Regions from separate parts of the Homo sapiens genome. Here all the other regions are linked to region 3. A link is a contact called in ENCODE Hi-C or POLR2A ChIA-PET data. All regions are on one chromosome and are shown on one strand. The core of a region is the stretch at or near the end of the contact, and the rest is flanking DNA. Distances in the headings are between cores, read along the strand shown.

Evidence for each region. Hi-C counts contacts between places; a loop is a spot of excess contacts on that map. ChIA-PET counts read pairs that join two places held with the same protein, here RNA polymerase II (POLR2A). Pooled maps may share reads with other maps.
Region 1: a loop to region 3 is called in a map with no recorded cell type, with 7 times the contacts of the local background. The contact joins two enhancer-like sites. A Hi-C loop is called at or near these places in 3 of 37 single-sample maps with no recorded cell type and 5 of 50 pooled maps. POLR2A ChIA-PET finds 5 or more read pairs at or near these places in 1 of 52 experiments (CD4-positive, alpha-beta memory T cell).
Region 2: a pooled map shows a loop between it and region 3 (5-fold over the local background). The contact joins two enhancer-like sites. A Hi-C loop is called at or near these places in 3 of 37 single-sample maps with no recorded cell type and 3 of 50 pooled maps.
Region 4: a loop to region 3 is called in a map of posterior cingulate gyrus, with 5 times the contacts of the local background. The contact joins two enhancer-like sites. A Hi-C loop is called at or near these places in 2 of 168 maps with a recorded cell type or tissue (HL-60/S4 and posterior cingulate gyrus) and 7 of 50 pooled maps. POLR2A ChIA-PET finds 5 or more read pairs at or near these places in 4 of 52 experiments (CD4-positive, alpha-beta T cell, CD4-positive, alpha-beta memory T cell, CD8-positive, alpha-beta memory T cell and 1 more).

Annotation. Positions count from the first base shown.
Region 1 is chr1:185,692,879-185,696,203 of GRCh38, reverse strand. No RefSeq gene overlaps it. Among named protein-coding and RNA genes, the nearest start is that of HMCN1, 40 kb to the left of the region's middle. RefSeq lists an enhancer at 1,555-2,056. Within about 2 kb of position 2,008, at least 10 of the 41 ENCODE cell types and tissues checked have a DNase peak (open chromatin) inside an H3K27ac peak, as active enhancers do.
Region 2 is chr1:184,865,552-184,868,683 of GRCh38, reverse strand. The region is part of intron 5 of NIBAN1 (niban apoptosis regulator 1); the gene reads left to right. Among named protein-coding and RNA genes, the nearest start is that of NIBAN1, 110 kb to the left of the region's middle. Within about 2 kb of position 1,568, at least 10 of the 41 ENCODE cell types and tissues checked have a DNase peak (open chromatin) inside an H3K27ac peak, as active enhancers do.
Region 3 is chr1:185,337,619-185,340,605 of GRCh38, reverse strand. The region is part of intron 1 of CBSLR (CBS mRNA stabilizing lncRNA); the gene reads right to left. Among named protein-coding and RNA genes, the nearest start is that of CBSLR, 22 kb to the right of the region's middle. Within about 2 kb of position 1,710, at least 12 of the 41 ENCODE cell types and tissues checked have a DNase peak (open chromatin) inside an H3K27ac peak, as active enhancers do.
Region 4 is chr1:185,672,964-185,676,137 of GRCh38, reverse strand. The region is part of intron 1 of LOC107985239 (a long non-coding RNA gene); the gene reads right to left. Among named protein-coding and RNA genes, the nearest start is that of GS1-204I12.4, 28 kb to the right of the region's middle. Within about 2 kb of position 1,882, at least 3 of the 41 ENCODE cell types and tissues checked have a DNase peak (open chromatin) inside an H3K27ac peak, as active enhancers do.

The sequences.
Region 1 (3,325 bases), core at 759-3,258, 360 kb before region 3:
AAATCAAGACTTATATAAATCCAAAGAGCTCTAGAGTTGATTCACACACAGCACACCAGGCCCACTCTTGCAGAACTTCATGCTGGAACTACATGTTCTTTAAGCTACACAGAGCACTGCTGTATACCCAGCGGACATCATATAGCTTTTCTATATTGTGATGAGGAAACTTGGAAAATGAAGTCACAGGATGTTATAGTTGAAAACTGTCTTCTTTTCTTGGACCAAGGTAAACCCCACGTTGGGGTAGTTCTTCTTTTCTTTTTTTAAAAACCACATGATGGTAGGTAAATGTTGGAGTATTTCTTACAGATTTCCCCAGCGTTCTGAAGTTGTAAGTTCTAAACCCATATGTTCCCTTCATTCAAGTTTACTAAAGATACACTAATGAGGTTCCTCCTATTAGCCCCTTCTGTACTAGCACTAACCCAAAAGATGGTCTCTGAAAGTCTCTTCAATCCTTAAGAAACCCAAAACTAATTTTTCAAGGTAGTTGAACAAAAAGTGGTAAACAAGGGTCTCAGAGAGAAAACATTCTGAAGTGCACTGAATCTGAATTATAAATTTCTAAATATCCAATCATAAGTCTCAAGTTATTTTCAGACAATGTTCATCCATTCTACCTTTCTTTTTGAAAGAATCTATAAGCCAGGATCATAAAATCACAAGAATTTACATTTTAAACATGTAACCACAAGGTGGAGATCTAAAGCAAAGATTAGTTTTCACAGCAGGGCTCAATTTAGAATCCAGAACTTCTTATCTAAGGTTAGAGTTGTACCTATCCTCAAGAAATTGACTTATTATTTTAAGCTAGAAGAAAACACAGTGCTTATATATCAGTATTATTTTATATAGATTAGAAACATATATGGCATACAAGTATTTGAGGAAGGTTTAAGCAGTACTATGTCAGACAGCAAAGTGGAGACATCGATCATATTAGAAATGTCAAGTTTTAAATCTAAAGTAGGAAGAACACTATTGTTACCTCACTTGATCATGAGTACATTTAACAAAGGCTAATGTGATTATTTTAGTCCAAATATATGGTTTATATTGAACAACTAATCCTTTAACCTGACAGCACTACCAGACTAGTGGTTCTAAAGATTCTAAACCGAATGAATCTTTTTTTTTTTTACTTCATTGGTATGTGGTAATGGGACTGACTTACCAAGTTAGACCCTGGTGACAGCCGAAAACTCTCACCTTCTTTTTAGATGAGTGGGTTTTATCAGTTTCCCTGATTATACACCAAACACATTTGTTTAATTCACAAACTATCCTCCAGGTTTGCTCATCTAGAAGTTTCATTATTTTAAAAAAATCCATTTCTTTTGCTTTCTTTCACTGTCAATAAGTATTCTTTCCTATAGAAACAAACAACAATCGAAACAGAAAATCTAAGCTAAATAACAGATAGAAAACATGGTACGATCTTTTCTCTCGGCTTCTTCTACTTCCAGGTGCCTTTACTTATCTTAAGAGATCATAAAACAGAAGTTAATTAAATTAACTACCCTCTTCCCCAACCCACAACCTCAGCTGAAATTCCTGGCAGCAAACGAATGCCTTAAAGTTCCTCTGTTATTTTTTATTGTAATGAAAGAACTCATTTGTGGAAACTGTATATCCTCTTAGCTTACTCAGATTCTAAGGCCTTCAATCTTCAATTTATTAAGAATTTTGATCACCTATACCTTAGAAAATTGAAAGGGAAGGCAAGCACAAACTCAAGTATTGTTGCTTTCAGCTATTAGGTGGGAATTTCCCCTCATTCCTCAGCTCTGATTGATCTCATCTCAGTCACCTGCCTGTGTTACAAGTCGTGAAGGAGAGCTCCAAGTTGCTTATTTACATAACGATCAAAGTTTGGGACCTGCACTTAAGAGACCTTTGATCCTGTACACCTTGATTTAGAAATCAAATTGGGACTCTAACAAGAAACATTTGTCCCTTCCGCTGCTTTCTGGTCTCAGCGAGGCCGGAAATACCAAGAGAGGACTTCGCAGTAGTTTAGAACTTCCGCTTCCTGTTCTGGACGAAAGCAGAAGTGGAGAAACATGAAAATGTTAACCAAGAAGCACAATATCCTTTTGCAGACCACCAAAACATTGAAGTTAAATTTAGTTCAAATGTTGCCTGTTTACTTAACCAGTGTAAGTTTATGTGACACCATATTAAACCAAAACAACATCTGTAGAAATAGCCCGGGCGACGTTGAGAGACCCTATCTCTAAAAACAAAGCAAACAAATAAAAATCTATCCTTGAACCGGGTGCAGTGACACAGGCCTGTAGTTTCAGCTACTAGGGGGCTGAGGCGGGAGGATTGGGAGTCCCAGCCCAGCCTGTGCAAAAATAGCAACACCGGCTCAAAACAAAAATGTGTAGGAAGCTTTCAGATCACCATGACTGATTTGCAGAGGAACCTGAGAGAGTGAGAAACATTATCCAGAAGTGATTCCTGGAGTGCAAGTAGGATGGTTGGGCCAGATGATCAGTTACTAGCTTAGATGGCAATAGGGGCTGTTCAATTTTTCATTTTTCTAGGTAGTTGTACTCAAATTTTGTATGCATCAGAATCACACGGAGGGCTCCTTAAAATGCAAATTGCTGTACCCATCCCACCCTCACCCCCCAGTTTCTAATTTTAGTAAATTTGGTGTTGGGTCAGAAAATTAACATTTCTAGTAAATTCCTAGGTGTTGCTGATTCTGCTGATCTGAAGACTACATTTGGAGAACCACTGCTCTAAGTAATTTGCCTGTGAAAATGGGAAAACATCTTAAACTTTATCAAATGTTGGGATCTCATTTTAAAGAGGAAATAAGACAAAAGAGTTAGGAGCATAGGGTTTAGAATCAGCAACACTTGGGATTTGAATCTGGATCTGTCCAAAGCCATGAGTCTGGGCAAATTGCTTAACCTCCCTGAACCACAGTTTCCTTATCTAGAATGTGAAATAATAATCATATCTGTCGCTGAGAACCAAATAAAGTATTCTATGTAGGTGTCTGGCATATGGTACCCCATAAATGATTATTATTTTTAAGATTACAGACAGTATTAGAAAAAATGGTCATATGTAGGCAATACTTTCTGAGATCTAGTGATGGGAGAAAGTTTAGTCAAAATACAATCTGTATTTGTTTTGGATTTAGATTAAATGAAAAGAGATTGATACAGCTTAAAGAACAATCTTTGTCCTTTCAAATAAATAACTCTCATAAGATCCCTGGTTCTTTCTTGAAACCTATCCCTGATTCCCATTTCTTTATTGCCATTTTAAAGTTTATTCTAACATTTATTTCTTTATTCTG
Region 2 (3,132 bases), core at 319-2,818, 470 kb after region 3:
CCTACTGAACTTGACATGGATAATTTCTTGATATCTACTTGAGAGGGACATGAGCTGCTACATCAATTGAAACTCAGGTGACAATTGAGATGCAGAAGTTAAGTCTTTTCTCTGCTTTTAAACATGAAGTTGTGCCTTAACCCAAAAGGGTGTTCCTGTGGTAAACTGTGTACTCTATAAATGTTCTCCAAAGCTAGAATTTTCTTGGTTTATGCAAATGTACAGCTGAGAATAATTTTGTGGGATATGTTGCAGGGGTGGGGTTGAAAAATTCATGGTACTTATCTATTACCAGTTCTTTGTGTTTTAAGTACTTAGCCTTTATTTTTTTTTCCTTTCAGCATTTTCTTTTGTTAACTGGATTCCCATACTGGCTGTTGCTGAGGGGGTTGGGGAAGTCCTGATCTGACCTGAATTTTTTAAAACAATTTTTTAGCATTTTCTTTTGGAGACCACAAATCATATTGCAAGTCAACAACGTCTGGGTGTTAGTGGGACATTTCTATTTTAAGAGGCTTAGAAAAGGAGGTAAAAAAGAAGGAAGTTGGAAGTTAGGAAGGAGCAATGAAAGCAAAGCACCCATTTTCACATCTTACCAGACAAAGCCCCTCCCTGCCAAGTTCCTTTCTGGTGGGAGATCAGGGCATGGCTCATGCAATCACCAGCTAAGAAAGGAACTGAGACTTCTCTTCATTTGTTGTTTTTTCCTTCCCCACCTTTCCCTAGAAACTATTAGACTGCCACACTGTCCCGTTGTGTGACACGGGACACTTTAAGTGACGGGGTAGACAAAAGCTGGAACAAAAGAGCCTCTATTAAGGTAAGGGTCTACTGTGTCCAGAACATTGTCTTAGATGCTGGGGGCAAAACAAACCGAAAACACAGTCATTGCTTATAAACCAAACTCAATTTGTAAGGCTATCCCACTCAGTTAACAGAGGAGAGTTTGAGGATGATTTCCTCCTGACTTTCCAGGATAAGTGGAATAAAAGAAATAGAAAATAGATCAGGAACATCATTTTGCCTCATTCCATCTCACTTTAAGTGAACTCGGGCCCAAGCCCAAGTGGTTCTGTTCCAGGAAACACGGTGGGTCAAGCAGGATGTAACCTTATCACACACCTTAGCCATTGTCCTTTCCTTCTTAAATCCCTAGTGAGGAGGATAATAGTTGAAGATATCCTTCTTTTTTTCTTCTCCAGGCTTTAGGATATCAGATTAGGTATTTTCAAGTTGAGAACAAAAAGCCTTACCACAAAGTTGTATTCTCCTTGTGCCAATAATAATGAGTCATTCTTGCTAAGAACATAGGTGGTTTGTATCTTTCTAGTGCTTCTTGTCAGAAGAAGCTTAACATGCACAGAGGGAGATATTTTTCCTGGCACAATAGACCCTAGTCACAAACCACAAAGTTTTGCAATAAGGCTATTCGTTAAGTGAATGCAATATTATAGCTGAGACACTTTTGGGGTGTGTGTGTGTGTGTGTTTGTGTGTAGGGGTGTGTGTGTGTGAGAGAGAGAGAGAGAGAGACCGAGAGAGAGTGTCTGTGTGTGATGGGGGCTATACCTCAGCTTCCTGTTTGGCCTTGCTGATGTCACCGCATTAGTATCGGTACTGCACTTCAGATTTTTGTACAGATGTAAGTCATCATATTTAGTATTTGACTTTAAAATGAATTGGTTTTTGCACATCTGTGCTCATAAATGAATAACAATAGAAGGGGGAAGAAATTTTGAATTTTGATTAGATGAAAGGGGTGCAAAACTTCCACTCTTTCTTTCATAGATACCTTGCAAGCCAAAAGCTTTCTAGAATTGCTAGGTGAAGTTCTAAATATCACTAATTTTGAGATAGGCTGATTGACATTTATGATTGGGTTTGGTCAGGATGAAGGGTAGTGAAATTACCAGCATAGATGAGTGAGTTGCCATTGGTCTAAATTTTGCCATCTCTGGTTTTCTTCTGATTTCTAGTTCCATATTTGGTGGCTTTAAATGAACACAGTACTGTTCTCTTCATACCATGTATATTTTTTACCAGGTCAGGAATCTAAGAAACTTATGATCTAATTTAGATGTCTCTGGAAATGTGAATTTCATAACTTAAGAGAAGGGAACAGATTTGAAATTGAAATATTATTATAGGGAGCTGACAGTTGGGTTAAGTGGATTGTTACACATTATCATCTTAAAATTACATTTCGTGTCTTCTTAACTTTCCTCCAAAGAACACATCCTAGAATTATAACACTATTTTCAATTCCCTCTGCATCTTTCAGCCCTTAGAACTAAATCCTAAGCCAATAGCTCACTTTTGGACTCCTAAATTTGATTTTCTGAAGGCCTTAGGTTAAATGTCATTTCCACCAGAACACCTTTCTTAATCTTTCAGGTAGGTGAAAGCCCCACAATTTTCTTCTATCTGTCCATTCATCTGTCCTTCCTTCTCTCGTACCTGTCCTTACTTCCATCACAGTTCTAATCACATCATGTCATCATTGACTATTTATTTATCTGACTCCTAAAACTAGGAGTTCCTAGAAGCCAAGTCTATGCCCATCTACTATTACATCTCAGCCATTAGTACTGAGTGTAGGGGTGTAGTAAGCACATACTCATTTTTTTTTAACTGAATAAAGGAGCATGGGAAGTAGGTCATCATTTGAAAAAGCATCTGGAAATGATAAGAATAGTTAATAAAGCATTCCGGATTGTTTAGGAGAAAGGTCTATTTTACTTGTTAACAGCAAAGGCAATTTCTTTGGAAGATTTTGCTTTCTTTTTTGACTATCTGTGCAGTTACTTGTTTATTTTTCATTTTCCATCAGCTTTACAACTTTTTTTCTCATGCTCCTCATCGCCTACTATCATTTGTGTTTAAGCCTTCCTTTACATAAAACAGTATTTTTGGCTTATTATTTGGATGATTAATGAAAATCAATCTTAGCAGTTAGATTTCTGACTGAGACTGACCAGACAAAGTGAAATGTGTTGCATGATGCCATTATTTAAGTCACTGTTTTGTTGGCTGTGACCCATTAAGCATCCTTTCTTTTTGTTTAAAAATTATTTTTTTTCAGCTTGTTTTAGATTTGGGGGTACGTGTGCAGATTTGTTACATTGGTATACTG
Region 3 (2,987 bases), core at 461-2,960:
AAAGGGAAATGATTTTCAAAATCCTTAGGAGTAATTTTAAGACAATTTTTAAAATAAAGGCTATGAAAGAACTGCTGGCTCTTTTGTTCCATTACTTAGTAAATTTAAAAAACTAGAAAATTGTTTTATGAATTACCAAGTGCTATCGTTTGAATGTTTGACCCTCGAAACCTCATACTGAAATTGATCCCCCCCGTCAGAGTGGGGCCTAATGGGAGGTATTTGGATCATGGAGATGTATCCCTCACAAATGGCTTGGTGTCATCCTCACAGTAGTGAGTTATTCTATCAGTTACTACAAGAATTCCAGCAAGAGTTCCCCTGAGAGCTAATTGTTAGAAAAGGACCCGACACCTTCTCCCTCTTTCTTGCTTCCTCCTCACCATGTTATCTCTACATGGTGGCTCCCCTTCACCTTGCACCATGAGTGGAAGTTTCTTGAGGCCCTAATCAGAAGCAAATGTTGCCGCCATGCTTCTTGTATTGTCTGCAGCACCGTGAGCCACATAAACCTCTTTATACGTTACCCTGCCTTAGGTATTGCTTTACAGCAACACAAAGATACCAAGTCTGTGTTTTATAAATTACCACATCAAAATAATATGCAGATCTAAGTAAATGAAATTGCCTCCAAGGTTATCTAAAGCCCTACAAGAGTGTTAAAGAAAAAAAAATTCATGACACTTATTAAAGATGGTAAGGAAGACTATTCAAGCGGGGCAGGATGGCGGGCGCTATTACAATGAGGTTTTTGTTATCAGGGGAACGAGATCAGGTTCAACTCCAAGTACAACAAGAAAAAGGGGGAATTTATAGACAGGGAGCACAGTGCAGGAGTAGGTGGATGGAAAATTGCCAAGAGAAAGCATCAAGGGTAAGGGGATTCTCTAGTTAAACAAACATAATGGGATTCTTGCTGAAGGCAGGTCAGGGTGATCTGATGTTACGTAGTGGATGGTGGAGGATGAGAATGTTGATCAGATTTTGAGGATGATCAGATATTAAGGTGGGAGATTCTGGCTAAACTGATTCAGCAGGATTCTTGCTAAAATTGGACACTTGGGGGACTTGCCCAAGGTCACAGAAGCCTGACTAAGTTTTCGTCAAGGGGAGACTCAGTAGCACAGATACAGCCCTAAAAAGGCACTATTACAGATATGGCTGTAAAAAGGCACTGTTTCTCTCATTAAGTTGGAAACCACAAGCAGGAAATGGTCTACAAACGCTGAGGTTTCCTTTCAGATCCTCCTTTCAATCCACGAGCTCAGCTGACCATGTCTTATGCAACTAAGAAAGTTTTTGTGGCAGGAACAAAAGTTAATTTAGGGATTAGGAGTATCCCAGTCTGGCTCCTGAGTCTTCTGCTACCTGAGTTATCTGTAACAAGGTCTTCAGGAAGACAAACTTATAAAGGTAAGCCACTTGGTACATTGTAAATATTCAACAAACATGAAGGCCTAATCTAAGAGCTGCAATCAGATCTGCGTGGGCACATCCCAGACTCAACTGGAGTAAGTGGAGGGGTCTAAAGAAGTGGTCTTCAAACTGGGGTACTCATAACTCTGGGGATATAAAGACCTTCCAAGGGTTCACAGGCATGGATAGCTTAAACAGAAGCAATGTTCAAATCCCCAGCTCCCACGTGTCCTCTCATAACACTGCTCTACAGAAGAGAAGTCTGCAGCGGCCTGTGGTTCCCTTTCCCACATCCTCTCTCGCAACCAAAGGCCCTGCAACCATTTTGTAAAAGAAAGGGAAGGCAAAGCCCCACTGGGACCTAAGCTTCCTGTGTGCTTGCTCCAGGGGTAAACACCTCTGGGCCACCAAGCAGAGGGACCAGGGAATGGAGATTTCGGGAGAGGTAGGGCAAGGTGAAGAAAGCCAAAGCAAGGCTCCATGCCTTTACCCTGATTTTCTCTCCCACCCTCCCCAACATTGTGTCTCTTACATTCAGAAGTGAGGTTGCACAGACATGCATGTAATCACATTTATTTTCAGTAAAAATAAATAAATAAAGTCAACTTTTTCCTGACAGAAACAGCCAGTGTAATTTGATGCAGATAATTTGCTCTATGAACAATTTCTGACCTGAGACAAATCTGAAACTCTGTGATTTTAAGGAAAAGGTATTTAAAGCACGAAGATAATACTGTTAAATAAAAATCACAAGAGGCCATTGTTTTGGACTAAGTTTCTGCACCAGGCCTCAACAGACCAGATAAAAAATCAGAATGGGATCACTCATACTAAAGTTCACTTCTACCAAACTCAAACTAAGTATTTATTTGACCTTCTGAGAAATCAGGAGAAAGAGGTAACAGCTGATTTTCCAAACAAGCCAGTTTAAATCTTCAATCAGTACGAAAAACTTCTACTTAAATCCTTACACATATAAACAGTTAAAAGTTTTAAAAAGTGGTAAGTTAAAATATAATTAGATACTATCCTTTTTTACGCAAGTAGATACAGAGGTAGTAAAACTAAAAATTTTTAATTAACAAAAAACCTAGAAATTGTCAACTTACCCAAAGATAGTACCCAAAACCGAACAATATAATTAACAATTTTTAAAGCCAAAAATGAGTGTCTTAGTTCCAAAGTAAAAACTGATTTCTGACTGCCCAGGAAAAACAAAATGACTGACATCAGGTAAGAGAACAGAAAAGCAAGAGAGAGGAAGATTCTCTAAAATGAAAAGGTTTTCTGGATTCTTGGCCAGCTACTTTTAAAAGGAAATGTTTTTCAAAATACTTAGGAGTAGTTTCAAGACAATTTATCTTTTTTTCTTTTTTTAAATAAAGGCTATGTAAGAACTGTTGGATCTTTTGTTTCATTACTTAGTAAATTTGAAAAAACACACACACACACAAAAGAAGTAGCCTGATGTTAACTAATCAGTTCTCTGTCTCTTTTTTTCTTTTTTCTTTTTTCTTTTTTTTTTAACAGGGGTTCTTGCTCTGTCACGCAGGCTGGAGTGCAGTGGCATG
Region 4 (3,174 bases), core at 633-3,132, 340 kb before region 3:
AAAACACTGTGACACAGCTAATTCCTAATAAGCTTATCTTGGATGTATACTTTCCAAAAATATAGGTACTTTTAGTAATTATTAATAAAATGAATTGTCATTTTGATCATTTAAAATACATAGTAGAAAATTAAACTGACCTCTATTTATACTAGCTAATGATAAGAAGAGATCCAGAGCCTTTTAAAATTGACTTTTGGAAGATTAAAAAGGCTTTAAGATGTGAAGAAATTAAAACTTAAGATGGCACTTCATATACTGTGAAATGAGATGCTGAGGGTGGATGACAGGAGAACTCTACCAGTTAACATCAGATTACTTCACGTCGGTATCTGCTCCCTTGTGAATAGAGGTACCATTTATTCAGCACTTGCTGCATGCTACACTGTGCTAAGCACTTTATTTACACCAGCTCTAGAAGGGTAGAGCCTATTACAATTCAAACCCAAGCTGGTCAAGTTTCAAAGCCTATGCTATTAATCTGACTATGACACACCTTCCCCAGCCTATCCCAGTTAGCAAAATTCAAATAATTCACATGAACTCTGCTTTTTCTTCCATACTGCAACTCCTGAAAGTGCCAAGATGTAAGCCAGAATTCTGCCCATATTTCAGAACCATTTCCCTCTCCTTCAAGCTGCCTGCTTGTCATTTTGTGTAAGTTTTATGATTTCATTTTAGAACAGCACTTCCCATATATTCTCAGGGTTTATTACTATCATTCCTTACCAAGGTGTGCTTAGGCAGAAGAACGGATACACTCACCAGCACATTGTTCATTTTTAGGTACTTAGTTTTAAATAAAATGTGCAGTTTAAATAAGAATGAAGCAGAAAGTTAAGTAGAGAATAAGAATTTTTATCATTTCGCTCAATGAATGCCTACCATTTAAAAATTTTTAATGCAATCTAATTCTAAATGCATCTACTCAGCACAATGAGAAGAGACAGAGAGAAATAAGTGGACCCTTCTTAAAGTGTTTACCATCTTTCTACAAATCCTACCTGACATGCCTCTAGGAATATTTTCTCAGACAACAGAAACTGAGATGCAATGAATTCAGTTACTTTACATAGAAAAATTGTTGCCTAACATCCTATATAGTTTGAGTGAGTTAACTTTCATAGCCCATTATTTTCACTTATTAAAAGAGAGATAAAAGAAACTTCTTTCATGTTCTGTTCATTCCTCTGTTTTTCAATTTCTCTACAGGAATTTTTGTCCACATCATGCATGAAAGACACAGTAGAGAACAGAGCTATCGTCCAACTGCATCAGATCTTACTGACTGTTGCTTCAATTAACTAAAACTTTCAGAAAAACAATATCTGTCCTCAGGAACCTAAGCAGTTGCCTCCACTTCTCCCATTTATTTTGTAGGAGTCTATACATAATTCCATAATCTTTAAAACTGAGACCCCTTGAGATTGCGTTTTTAAAGTAATGTTGAAAAAGATTCTACTGCTGAACATTTATTTTCGGTCTCTAATGAAGGGAGAGAGTAACCTTCATTCCTGAAGAGTTGTGACAATGTAAACATAAAACATTTATCTAGAATTTGGTCAGAGGAGCATATATGAAAGTCACCAGAATGTGCTAAATCATGACCATGACCATAACAATAGAAACGGGAGAAAAAAAGTTGTCAGAAGCTTAGAGCCATGTTTTCATAGGGGTGGAGGGGCACAGAGAGGATGTATTGCTCTTCGTCTATCTTGAGCAAATGTTTGCTTTGGTCTATTTTTACTTCCTCTCCCACTTCCTACTAAACATGTCGCACTAGAGTCAGTCATGTCAATATTTAAAGGGACTCATTTAGCAGCTGCATTGTCTCCACTTCCCGTCATCACGGAACACTAATGTTAGCTGTTGTCTACTTTCAAAATAAGTTTTAAACATAGTTATCTCCATCCTTATGCCCTCTTCCCACAATTGACTTCCACATTTTCAAATCAAACCACTTCTAATAATAGTTCATCAGTTCTGAAGTTCTACTTTGTGTTTCATATTCAGTGTTCCAAAGAAGCTGAAGGAAAGATACAAAATTAATGTATTAATTCAATTTACTGACCTTCTGAATCAGATCTCTCCAGTAGCAAACCCTGGGCATCTGCATTTTCTTATTTTTTAAATAATTGCCTTTCCTTATTTAAAACTTTTATAATCAGGGGCCGTGCGCAATGGCTCATGCCTGTAATCCCAGCACTTTGGGAGGTGGAGGGAGGTGGATCACCTGATGTCAGGAGTTTGCGACCAGACTGGCCAACATGGTGAAACGTGAAACTCTGTCTCTACTAAAAAATACAGAAATTAGCCAGGTGTAATGACAGGTGCCTGTAATCTCAGCTACTTGGGAGGCTGAAGCAGGAGAATCGCTTGAACCCAGGAAGCAGAGGTTGCGGTGAGCTGAGATTGCGCTATTGCACTCCAGCCTGGGTGACAGGAGCAAAACTGTATCAAAAAAATTAAAATTGAAATTAAAACATTTATTAATCAGATTTAAATATTTTGAACTGACTGTTTTTATTTCTTAGTGTTCTTTGTGTTTTTTTTTTTTTTTTTTGGCCTTTTGTTCTGCTTTCCAGGAAATGCCTCAATTTTGTCTTCCAAACTTTTCACTGAATTTCTTATTTTGCCATCATATTTTTAATTCCCAATGTCTCTTTTCTATTCTCCTAATGTTTATTTCCTCATAGTACCCTGTACTTATTTTCCTCCATAGATACATTATTTTCTCTACAAGGGTGTTGAAATTATAGTTCCTTTGACGTTTTCTCCTTTTCCTTGCATTATCCGTAATGAAATTTGAAAATTTCAGTGGAGAGTTTCTTTGTTCCTTGTTTGTCCTGAGGAAGGAAGAAAGTGGAAGCTTTCTTGAAATATATGATGGACAGTGCAATAAAAACTCTAATTCTCCCCCACTTCCTGTAGTCAACCCATTGTCATGTGACTTTGCAGTTCCCCTAATTGGAGGCAGAATCTGTCTCCCGAACCCTTGAATCTGAGCCAGTCTTAGGACTTCCTTTGGCTAATACAACTTAGCAAACATGACGATGTGCCAATTCTGAACCTAGGCCTCAAGAAACTTTGTATATTTCTGCTTATGCTCTCTCTTGCATCTCTGTCATCCCCATTAACCATGCCCAGGCTAGTCAGCCAGAGGACAAGGAACAC